3 separate regions of the Homo sapiens genome follow, and regions 1 and 3 are each linked to region 2. A link is an interaction called in ENCODE POLR2A ChIA-PET data of the cell type or tissue named here. Cell type or tissue: HepG2. All regions are shown on one strand. Region 1 overlaps RRBP1 (ribosome binding protein 1). Region 2 has its middle 71 kb from the start of BANF2. Region 3 has its middle 70 kb from the start of SNORD17.

The links. Peaks named below come from ENCODE experiments on the same cell type or tissue, not always from the same donor. Only the 100,000 strongest peaks of a DNase experiment are listed, where the experiment ranks them.
Region 1: POLR2A ChIA-PET joins it to region 2 with 5 read pairs; 4 of 35 experiments call an interaction of 5 or more read pairs at or near these places.
Region 3: POLR2A ChIA-PET joins it to region 2 with 6 read pairs; 4 of 35 experiments call an interaction of 5 or more read pairs at or near these places.

What each region holds. Positions count from the first base shown.
Region 1 is chr20:17,674,827-17,678,826 of GRCh38, forward strand. The region is part of intron 2 of RRBP1 (ribosome binding protein 1); the gene reads right to left. Among named protein-coding and RNA genes, the nearest start is that of RRBP1, 5.4 kb to the right of the region's middle. In HepG2, no CTCF peak of the experiment used is centred here; a DNase peak (open chromatin) is centred at 2,345.
Region 2 is chr20:17,769,134-17,773,133 of GRCh38, forward strand. No RefSeq gene overlaps it. Among named protein-coding and RNA genes, the nearest start is that of BANF2, 71 kb to the left of the region's middle. In HepG2, a CTCF peak has its summit at 2,837; DNase peaks (open chromatin) are centred at 2,428 and 3,165; H3K4me3 peaks cover 1,114 bases.
Region 3 is chr20:17,890,488-17,894,487 of GRCh38, forward strand. No RefSeq gene overlaps it. Among named protein-coding and RNA genes, the nearest start is that of SNORD17, 70 kb to the right of the region's middle. In HepG2, no CTCF peak of the experiment used is centred here; a DNase peak (open chromatin) is centred at 1,834; H3K4me3 peaks cover 341 bases.

The DNA.
Region 1 (4,000 bases), 94 kb before region 2:
TTCAGAGCAGCCAGCACACTGTTCACACCCAAAACAAATGTTCTGTTTCCTGGTGAGTGTGTCGTCACTGAAATGCTCAGTGACTCTGCAAGGCCCACCTCACACTCATTGGTTATACAAGGAATTAAAGGATGCTCACAGCCAAGTCTCCTCCCCAGAACTGGTGCAAGCACCTGGGAAGGGCCCAGTTCTGTCAAGGTGCCATGCATGATGGACTCCCAGAGACACTGGGATGAATCTAACCAGGCTGGAGACTGAGGGCTCCCAGGAGAGAGCCAACATCCACATCGTCTCCTAAGGTTCACTTCAAACCCCAGCCTCCGCTGGAAGGGCAGGATGTCCACATTTAACAGTGCCCTCTGCATGTGACTGTCAATTTCTCAACTGGAGGCAGGCTGGAGGTAATCCAAACTTCACTTGCATTTGGCTCTGGAATATGTTTTTGTGTTTATATGTGATGCTCTAGGAATCCAGACTCCTTCAGGCTACATGATATACTCGCAGAACGCCAGTGCTACAAAATCATCTCCATTAGCTCAGCAAGAATGGGCACCTATTGCATGCTAGTCACTGCCCTCGACACTGGATATACCTCAGGAAACAAAAGCTACATCCCTGCACTGGTAGAGCTTACGCTTCAGAGGGGGAGATGACAAAGTCAGTCAAATACGGGACATGTCAGGGGGTGATGAAGAGAAAGTGATGCAGAGAAGGGGGGCAGGGAGTGGGGGTGGGAGAGCGTCAGAGGCTGACACTCCACACAGGGTAGCCAACAGGCCTGAAGGAGATGAGGGAGCCAGCCATGTGCCATCTAAGGAAAAGCTCTTAGGGATATGCCAAAGTAGACGCAAAGGCCCGGAGGCAGAAGCATGCCTGAGGAACAGAGGCCACCGTGGCTGCAGCAGAGGACAGGGAGATGGTAGGAGTGAAGCTAGAGCGAAAGTGCCCTGAGAGGCCACTGGAGACCTTGACCAAGGAGGGTCTTGAACAGAGGAGTGACATGGTCTGCTCTGGCAACAGACTAGAAGGCAGGGGGTATAGGCAAAGGCAGGGAGCCCACCAGAGGCTAGAGAAATAACCCGGGGCAGAGGTGAGAGCAGGCTGGGCATGCTGGCTCACGCCTACAATCCTGGCACTTTGGGTGGCCAAGGCAGGAGGACTCCTTTAGCCCAGGAGTTCAAGACTAGCCTGGGCAACGTGGCAAGACACCATTTCTACAAAAAAACCTAAAAATTCACTGGGTGTGGTAGCATGCACTTGTGGTACCAGCTACCCAGGAGGCTGAGGCAGGAGGATTAACTGAGCCTGCAATGTTGTAACTGCAGTGAGCAGTGATTGCGCCACTGTACTCCAGCCTGGGTGATAGAACAAGACCCTCTCAGAAATAAAAAATCAAAAGGTAAGAGCTGTTTGGACCAGGGAGAAGGCAGAAGTGGTGAGAATGGTCACACTGGCTCTGTCTGGAAGGTAGAGCTGATGGGACCTGCTGCGTACAGGGTACAGGTATGAGACGGCGAGGAGTTAAGGATAAACCGAGGTTTGTGGCCTGAAAGGTGGAGCTAGCTGGCCTAGTTTCATTTTATAGGAGGGAGAAAACTGAAGCCCAGGGAGGAGAAGTCATGTCCAAAGTCACTCACTCACTCCAGGGATCAGAACACCCAACCAGTGCTTCTCCCACTGCTCCACACAGCAGCTCCGTGGGACAAGCTGATGACTAGTCCGGTCACACCGGACAGCCCCCAGCACCCTGAGGGACTGCCAATACCCAAGCACATAACATATATTGGGGTAGGATGCTGGGCACTGAGAGCACAGGCCCAGCTTAGAGAGGACAAACACAGTCCACGGCTGCCACACAAGAAAGTCAACCTAGTGTAGCCAGAAATTCCCATTTTCCCCCAGAGAACCCAAAAATCTAGATTTTGTTTTTGTTTTTTATTATGAGACAGAGTCTCACTCTGTCGCCTAGGCTGGAGTGTAGTATGATCTTGGCTCACTGCAACCTCCACCTTCCAGGTTCAAATGATTCTCCTGCTTCAGCCACCTGAGTAGCCAGGACTACAGGCACATGCCACCATGCCTGGCTAGTTTTTGCATTCTTTATAGAGATGGGGTTTTGCCATGTTGCCCAGGCTGGTCTCAAACTCCTGGGCTCAAGCGATCCACCCGCCTTGGCCTCCCAAAGTGCTGGGATTACAGGGATTAGCCACTGTGCCCAGCCCAAAAAATCTAGATTTTAGTGAAAAAAAAAAAAAAAATTCCACTTTTAAAAGGTGACTCAATTGCTTAATAACATGAGGTCAGTGAAACAAATTCCATGTGAAGGCCAAGTTCAGCTCACACAGGGCACCAGTTTGGAATTCCTCTCAAGACAGCCTAACAGACCTTGTTTGCTTATACCCTAACAGACCTTGTTTGCTTATACCTTGCCCAGGATAGAGAATTAAAGATTTGAATTCAAGATGGTCTTTTATTCCAACTTTTGAGTCAGCAGATGATATTCATTATCACTATAAATAGTCTGTAACTTCCAGTAGTCTTAGTGGGCCTCCTTTCTGACCAGAAAGAGATCAAGTAGCTGTCCATCATTCAGCTTCTTCCTTTAAAGTTAAACTTTGGTTTTATATTATTCTTTACAGAGTACTAATACTAAGATGAGCCCACAAGTACAACCAAGAATTCAAAAATTATTCCCCAGTACTGCCCAATGATCCTTTCGAAGTTATATGGAGGCCGGGCACGGTGGCTCATGCCTATAATCCTAGCACTTTGGGAGGCCGAGGAGGGCAGATCACCTGAGGTCAGGACTTCTAGACCAGCCTGACTAACATGGTGAAACCCCGTCTCTACTAAAAATACAAAATTAGCCGGGTGTGGTGGCGCATGCCTGTAATCCCAGCTACTTGGGAGGCTGAGGCAGAAGAATCACTTGAACCCGGGAGGTAGAAGTTGCAGTAAACCAAGATCACGCCATTGGACTCCAGCCTGGGCAACAAGAGCGAAACTTTGTCTCAAAAAAAAAGAGAAAAAAGAAAAAGAAAAAAAAGTTATATGGAGAATAACAGAGCTGTGTAAATAGTCACTGGTGTAGGAAGCAATTTATGCCACCCAAGAACACTGGAACTCCAATACTTTGGAACTGAAAAGGTTTCGGGACTGGGCAGGTATTCTAGTCTTGCCAAAAAAATCTAAGTTAGAAATCACAAAATGTTCTTGATAAGTTAAAGTTGCTGCCCATTGTTGACAGGTGGAAGACACATGTTACTGAATGCACATAAAGGACACACACGTCTGGTTTTGGGGGTGTCTGGTTGTCTGCTTCAGGAGACTCGGCCAGAATTTGTCTGCCTAAGAAAAGTCTCCTAGGAGGCCCCTGAACTAATTTTCTATATGCTAAGTGAGAGTGCCTCCTTGCCTAGGCACTGTCACTTAAAATTAAATATTTACCTTCCCTTACAAGCCATCACTTTCTACCTAATATCAATTTATTTTCTGTCTTTGTTACAAGTCACCATTTTGATGCTGAGGGCATTGGGTAAAAAATCTCTCCAGGAAAGGGCCACTATCTGTGTGGCCCCCCTCCCACTCCTTTTTCTTGGAATGCAGTTTACAATGCACACAAAGAGGCGGGACTAATGCTTTCTCAGGGTGAGATCTTATCAGGTGAAGTGTATCAACTGCCACTAGTCAACTGGTTTTGACCTACAGAATGGGCAATTTCATGTGGTTCAACATATTACCACATGATCAAGAGGAACAGGGACATGAATGTTTACAGAATACCAGCTGCCTCTACATCAGCACTGTCTAGAACTTTCTGTGATGGTGGAAACCATCTACAGCCACGCTGACCAACTTATGACTACTGAGCACCTGAAATGTGGCTAATTTGACTCAGAAATTGAATTTTTAATTTTACTTAATTTGAATTGTTTTAAACTTAAATTGCTACTTGTGGCTACTGTATTGGACAACACAGTTCTAGACAGTAGCTTTTTCA
Region 2 (4,000 bases):
TCTAATGGAAAGCTATCTGCCGCTGCATCCCTTTCTCTGGCAATCTTACCTTTGCCTAAGCTCTGATAAGTGTTGACAGCATCTGTTTCAAGAGTGGGTTTGCACACGTTTAAAATGGCAACTGTCTCTGTACCCTCAGAGTCCCAGGGAAGACCTTACAGCCATGGTGTGGTGGTACCTGTGCAACAACCAGCTCTCAAAAAAAAAAAGTCCTATTTATAGCATCTGCCAATTTCCATGATATACAGGTTCCTACCGTGGTCAGTTTCAAACTATCAACCTGATCTCGATAAAAGCAGAGTTGAGAAAAGATGCACGTAATTGGCTCTTGAGACCTGACATGAGCTGGCTCCAGCACAACACAGCCTTCAAGTACATTTTGTTTCCCATGTGACTCTAGAACCACATCAGAATTTTCTTCAAGGTTGTTTTACCAACAGTCACTCAAGAACACTTGCTGACAATCCAAGACAGAGACCTAAATTCTCTTCTAGAACTTAGAGCCACTTCTAAAATCAAGATTAATGCTACTTTAGGCTCTAGAGTGAAATGTGCATGAAGAGATGTCACCTGACAGTGTAAAATTTATTCCCAGGTATTGCCTGCCTTCAGCACGCCACTCGGTTCCGCTCTTATTCTGTTGTGCACATTCAATCCACTCATTGACAATAACAACTTTCAAAGCTTTCCCTCAAAATTTTATTACATAAAATGTTTGGCATTTATAAAAATAGTATATGACTAGGCCAGGCATGGTGGCTCAGGCCTGTAATCCCAGCACTTTGTGACACTGACGTGGGTGGATGACTTGAGGTCAGGAGTTTGAGATCAGCCTGGCTAACATGGCAAAATCTTGTCTCTATAAAAAATATAAAAATTAGCCAGGCATGGTGGCCCACGCCTGTAATCCCAGCTACTCAGGAGGCTGAGGCACAAGAATTGCTTGAACCCAGGAGGCGGAGGTTGCACCGAGCCGAGGTTGTGCCACTACACTCTAGCCTGGGCGACAGAGTGACACTCCATCTCAAAAAATAAAATAAAATAAAATAAAAAATAGTATATGACTATTGTGACCCAATTTAATTCTTATCAATCCATGACCAATCTTTCCGTATCTATACTTGACCCACTTTTCACCTCCTATATTACCTTGAAACAAATCCCAAACATCATTTCATCTGTAAAGATTTCACTAAAAAGCAATAATATTTTAATCTGGAAAACTCATATAAACTGAGGTATTTTGCAACTTTTCAGTATAATAAAAAAAGAAAAAAGTAAGCTGAGGTATAATCAACTGAGGAGGAGTAAATTGTCAGCTCTCTCTGACTTCATGGAATTTTTATTTTTATTTTTGAGACAGAGTCTCACTCTGTCACCTAGGCTGGAATGCAGTGGCGTGATTTCTGCTCACTCCAACCTCTGCCTCCTGGTTTCAAGCAACTCTTATGCCTCAGTCTCCCGAGTAGCTGGGATTACAAGCGTGCACCACCACACCTAGTTAATTTTTTTGTATCTTTAGTAGATAAGAGACTTTGACATGTTGGCTAGGCTAGTCTCGAACTCCTGGCCTCAAGCGATCTGCCTGCCTTGGCCAAGGCAGGAGGATTGCTTGATTGAGTCCAGGAATTAGAGACCAGCCTGGGCAACATACGGAGACCCCATCTCAAAAAAAAATTTAAAAATTAGCTGGGTGTGGTGGTGTATGCCTGTGGTCCCAGCTACTTAGGAGGCTGAGGCAGGAGGATCGCTTGGGCCCAGGAAGTTGAGGCTGCGGTGAGCCATGACCACACCACTGCACTCCAGCCTGGGCAACAGAGTGAGACCTTGTCTCAAAATAAAGAAAAAAAAAGGAAAAGAAAATTGGGGATCATTTGCCAACATTTAGCAATTGGGAGATTTTTCTATAAAAATCCTATGGAGGCCAACCCAACAGCTTCTCTCCCCAGCTTTAAGCAGGGCTGATTGGAGACTCAACCCCCTACTCCCTCCCAAGACACCTCTGGCCAATGAGGAATGGATGTTGGTGGGATAAATACTCCAGCTTCCTTGCCCCTCAGGTGGGCTGCTGTGAAGCATGTCCCTGCCATCTCCCAAGGCCCCTACAGTGTTGAGTTCTGCTTGTCCACGGTGCTAACTACCCATCAATACTCTGAACAGGTTTGTCTCCCTTCCCCGCTCCCCAGGGGGGCTTCCAGAAATGCGTTTCCAAACAATCTTCTGAACTCCATCTTTCTCTACTTCTGGGAGAATTCAACCCAAGATCTGGTCCACCAGCTCTCAGCCCAAGTCCTCCCAGTTACCAGCTCTACCCCCGGCGGGGCATGTTCATCCGGAGTGCTGCTGTGACCCAGTCATTGTGCAAGGGCGCCGTGCTGCAAAGATCAAAGAAGCCTCTGCATTCTGGAAAATATTGGGTCAAATAGCATGTCATTTTAGAAAAGCTCTCAAGTATGGCATTTCCTGAGCACTGCAATTACAGCCTCTTTCTATGTTGGCTTTAAATGCCCGTGTAAGCAGCTATTTACTCTCTGGCTCGGGGCACCACTAAAGGGCTCTTGCTCGCTCTAAATATATCATGACAAACTCATAACCCTCAGGCTGCCCGAATGTACATTTGTGAGAGTCGGCCACCGTGCTTGTGGTTGAGTGCGTCCACATACAACCGTGCCCTGAGTGCAGTTCAAAGCTAAGCAGAGCCTCTTCCCTACTTTCCCCTTCGCCGCTCCCCTCCCCAGGAGAAGCCATGAGGAATTTCTCTGAAGAGAAAAAAGCGACAGGACTTTGAGATTCACTGTTAGACTGGCTCCAAGGGCAGGAGCTTCCTAGAGTTTAACAATAGGCCTGGCACTTAAAATATGTGCCAATAAATATTTGTCAAATTCTGAACCACGTTGGTGGCTTGCTTTCCCTCCCTCCCTTCCTCCTCCCTTTTCTTTCTTTTTTTTTCTTTCCCTTCCTTCCTTCTTTTTCTCTTTCTTCCTTCCTGTCTTTCTTCCCTTCTCTTTGCCTTCCCTCCTTCCTTCCTTTCTTTCCCTCCTTTCAAAAGTATACACATGTCATTGCTTGTAATAGACAAAAAACTGGATTCAACCTTCGTGCCGATGGACAATAGCAGGTTAAGTCCTGTACATCCACCTAATGGAATATTCTGTGGCCTTTTCAAAGAGAGCTCTTTATGCTCTGAGGTGGAGGTGCCTCCCAGACATATTGTTAAGTGAAAGAAGTCACATGCTGAAGAGCATGTATGGTGTGTTATCACCTGTGAAAAAAGAAAAAAATGCTTATAAATGCATGAAATACCTCAGGAAAGCTAAAAAAGAAACTAACAAAGGTTGCTTCTGGAGAGGAGAAGTGGAATGTAGGGGTTCGAGGTGAGAAAGAAACCTCACTTTGTGTATTTTATTGATTGTATGTATGTATTTTTCAAATGCAATATCAATAAAAAGAAAGATAAAAGAGCCTGCTTTCCAGTCTGAATGCACTCCCTGGGGTGTGCATTTTCACAGTGGGTTTTGGAATCCTGTGTGCGCCCCCAGCAAAGTGCCTGCCTCAGAATACATAACAGATAGGTCCGTCTTGAGGGAAGCAGGTGGAGTTCTCACCAGTGGTTCCCATCTACCAAAGTCAGGCTGGCAACTTGACCTTCTTTAGGCAGAAACATCACAAATTAGAAGAAAGCATTCTCACAAGAGCACAGTGGACACACTTCATTCACTCTGGACGCATCTGCTGAGCACCGACTGTTTGCCGCACAGTGTTCCAGGCTCTGGGGTATGGCAGAGCAAGACGGATAATAACCCTGCCCTTCCTGCCTTCTAGCTTGCCTTCTAGCTGGAGGAGGAGGGGGCAATCAACAAGTTAAGTAAATAGATGGAGGCCGGGCACGGTGGCTCACGCCTGTAATCCCAGCACTTTGGGAGGCCAAGGCAGGTGGATGTCTTGAGCCCAGGAGTTCAAGACCGGCCTGGGCAACATGGCAAAACCCCATCTCTACAAA
Region 3 (4,000 bases), 120 kb after region 2:
CATCAATGGCCAGTGTGCAAGTGAGCCACTGTGGGCCTCCAGCCCAGTCGAGCCTTCAGACCCTCCAGCCCCAGCCAACACCTGACTGCAGCCATGGCAGACCCCAAGTGAAAGCCACCCAGCTGAGCCCAGCCAATTCACAGAAGCAGAAGTAATTGCGAAGTGTTGTTTTAAGCCACTGGATTTGGGGACAGCTCATTTTACAGCAATAGATATTCAGAAGAGCCACTTATTGACTGAGTAACCTGAAGCAAGTGACAAGCTTAAGCTTAGGTTCCTGCCAGAAGCACATACCGAGACAAAGGCTTGGAGCATATAGTTTATTTGGGTGATGAATCCAGGAAATACAGGTAGGGGATTAAAACTAAAACTACTGCATGATCCAGCAATCCCATTTCTAAGTATATAACTAAAAGAATTAAAAATAGGATTTTGAAGAGATATTTCCATACCTATGTTCACTGCAGCATTATTCACAATAGTCACAAGGTGGAAGCAAACTAAATATCCATCAACAGGTCAGGTGTGGTGGCTCACACCTGTAATTCCAGCATTTTGGGAAGCCAAGGCTGGAGGATCACTCTAGCTCAGGAATTGGAGATCAGCCTGGGCAATACAGTGAGACCTCATCTCTATTTTTACAAAAATAACAATTAAATGTTTAAAAAAGTAAATATCAGCCAGGCATGGTGGCTCACACCTGTAATCCCAGCACTTTGAGAGGCCGAGGTGGGTGGATCATCTGAGGTCAGGAGTTCAAGACCAGTCTGGCCAACACAGTGAAACCCCATCTCTACTAAACATACAAACAATTGGCTGGGTGTGGTGGCGGGTGCCTGTAATCCCAGCTGCTTGAAAGGCTGAGGCAGGAGAATTGCTTGAACCTGGAGGTGGAGGTTGCAGTGAGCTAATATGGCGCTATTGCACTCCAGCCTAGGCAACAAGAGCAAAACTCCGTCTCAAACAAAAAACAAGAAACAAACAAACAAAAAATATCCATCAACAAAAACTATTAGAATTGATAAATTCAGTAAAGTTGCAGGATACAAAAAAAACATACAAAAATCAGTAGCATTTCTATATGCCAACAGCAAACAATCTGTAAAAGAAATCCAGAAAGTAATTCCATTTACAATAGTTACCAATGAAATAAAATACCTAGGAAATAACTTAACCAAAGAAGTGAAAGAGCTCTACAATGAAAACTACAAAATCTTAATGAAAGAAATTGAAGACACCAAAAAATGAAAAGATATTACATGTTCATGAATTGAAATAACCAATATTGTCAAAATGTTCATACTATCCCAAGCAATCTATAGATTCAATACAATCCCTATCAAAATAACAATGACATTCTTCACAGAAATAGAAAAAAAAATCCTAAAATATATATGGAACCACAAAGACCCAGAGTATCCAAAGATATCCTCAGCAAAAAGAACAAAACTGGAGGAATCACATAACCTGACTTCCAGTTATATTACAGAGCTATAGTAACCAAAACAGCACAGCACTGGCATAAAAACTGACACGTAGACCAACAGAAAACAATGGAGAACCCAGGAAAAAACCCATACATCTACAGTGAACTCATTTTTTACAAAGGTACCAAGAACATACATTGAGGAAAGGACAGTCTCTTCAATAAATAGTGCTGGGAAAACTGGATATCCATATGCAGAAGAATGAAACTAGACCCCTATCTCTTGCCATATACAACAATCAAATCAAAACGTATTAAAGACTTAAATCTAAGACCTGAAACTATGACACTATTAAAAGAAAACATTGGGAAAAAATCTCTCCAGGACTTTGGACTGAGCAAAGATTTCTTGAATAATACCCCACAAGCACAGACAACTAAAGCAAACATGGACAAACCACATCAAGTTAAAAAGCTTCTGCACAGCAAAGGAAACAATCAACAAAATAAAGAAACAACCCACAGAATAGGAGAAAATATCTGCAAACTATCCATCTGGCAAAGAATTAATAGCCAGGACATATAAGGAGCTCAAACCAGTCTATAGAAAAAAATCTAATAATCCAACCAAAAATGGGCAAAAGATCTGAATAGACATTTCTCAAAAGAAAACATACAGATGGCAAACAGGCATATTGAAAGGTGCTCAACATTATCGGTCATCAGAGAGATGCAAATCAAAACTACAATGAGAGGTCATCTCACCCCAGTTAAAATGGCTTTTGTCTTTTGGACAGGCAATAACAAATGCTGTCAAGGATGTGGAGAAAAGGGAACCCTTGTACACTGTTGGTGGGAATGTAAATTAGTACAGCCACTAGGGAGAACAGCTTGGAGGTTCCTCAAAAAACTAAAAATAGAACTACCATATGATCCAGCAATTCCACTGCTAAAAATATACCCCCAAAAAAGGAAATCAGCATAATGAAAGGATATCTGCACTTCCATGTTTGTTGCAGCTCTGTTCACAATAGCCAAGATTTGGAAGCCACCTAAGTGTCCATCAACAGATGATTGGATAAAGAAAATGTGGTACATATACACAATGGAGTACCATTCTGCCATAAAAAAGAATGAGATCCTGTCATTTGCAACAACATGAACGGAACTGGAGGTTCTTATGTTAAGTGAAACAAGCCATGCACAGAAAGACAAACTTCACATGTCCTCACTTATTTGTGGGAGCTAAATATTACAACAATTGAACTCATGGTGATAGAGAGTAAAAGGATGGTTACCAGAGGCTGGGAAGGGTAGTGGGGTGGGGGTAGAGTGGGGATGGTTAACGGATACAAAAATATAGTTAGATAGAATAAATAAGATCTAATATTTGATAGCACAACAAACTGACAGCAGTCAACAATAGTATATTATACATTTAAAGACAACTAAGAGTATAACTGGATTGTTTGTAACACAAAGAAAGGATAAATGCTGGCTGGATGCAGTGGCTCATGCCTGTAATCCCAGCACTTTGGGAGGCTGAGGCGGGTGGATCATGAGGTCAGGTGTTCAAGACCAGCCTGGCCAACATAGTGAAACCACATCTCTACTAAAAATACAAAAAAAAAAAAGGGAAATTCAGATACACGTTACAACATGGACGAATCTTGAGGACATTATGCTCAGTGAAATAAGCCAGTCACAGAAGGACACATACTGCATACAAGGTACCTAAAGTGTCAAATTCACAGACAGAAAGTAGAATGTGGTTGCCAGGGCCTGCAGAGAGAGGGAATGGGGAGTTATTTAATGGGTATAGAGTTTCAGTTTTGCAAGATGAAAAGTTCTATTACACAACAAGGTGCAAACAGTTAATACTACTGTACTATACACTTATAAATGGTTCAGATGGTAAATTTTATGCTATGTGTTTTTTTTACTACAATTAAAAATAAAATTGTCTCATCAAGGAGCAAGCACCCTGGGGTTTTCATACAACTCCCATCCCTCGCCCACCAGCTGAGAATCACTCTTGAGGTGTTAACTCCCCACACTCCAAGGGCCATAGAGCATGCCCTGTAGAGAGATACAGGGAGCCACAGGCACACATGGAATGGTCTGAGGTCACCTCCCAGTGCCCGGGAGACATTGGGGCACTGACCACATCTGCCATATCATTTACCTTTGAGTCCTCTGTAAAACAGGAATGATAAATACCTACCTCGATAGACCAGTTGCAAAGGCTACTTTGAACATACGCAGACTTAGACTTAACACAGTGCCTGGCCCACAGTTAAAATGTTATAATCAGGCTGGGTGGTGTGATGGCTCCCACCTGTAATCCTAACACTTTGGGAGGCTGAGGTAGGAGAGTTGCTTGAGCCCAGGAGTTCGAGACCAGCCTGGTCAACATAGCAAGACCCCATCTCTACAAAACTTTTTAAAATTAGCTGGATGTTCATCTGAGATGTGAGGATCTGAAAAAAAAAATTAGTCTGATGGGCTGGCCCACGCCTATAGTCCCAGCTGCTTGGGAGGCTGAAGCAGGAGAATCCCTGGAACCCTGGAGGT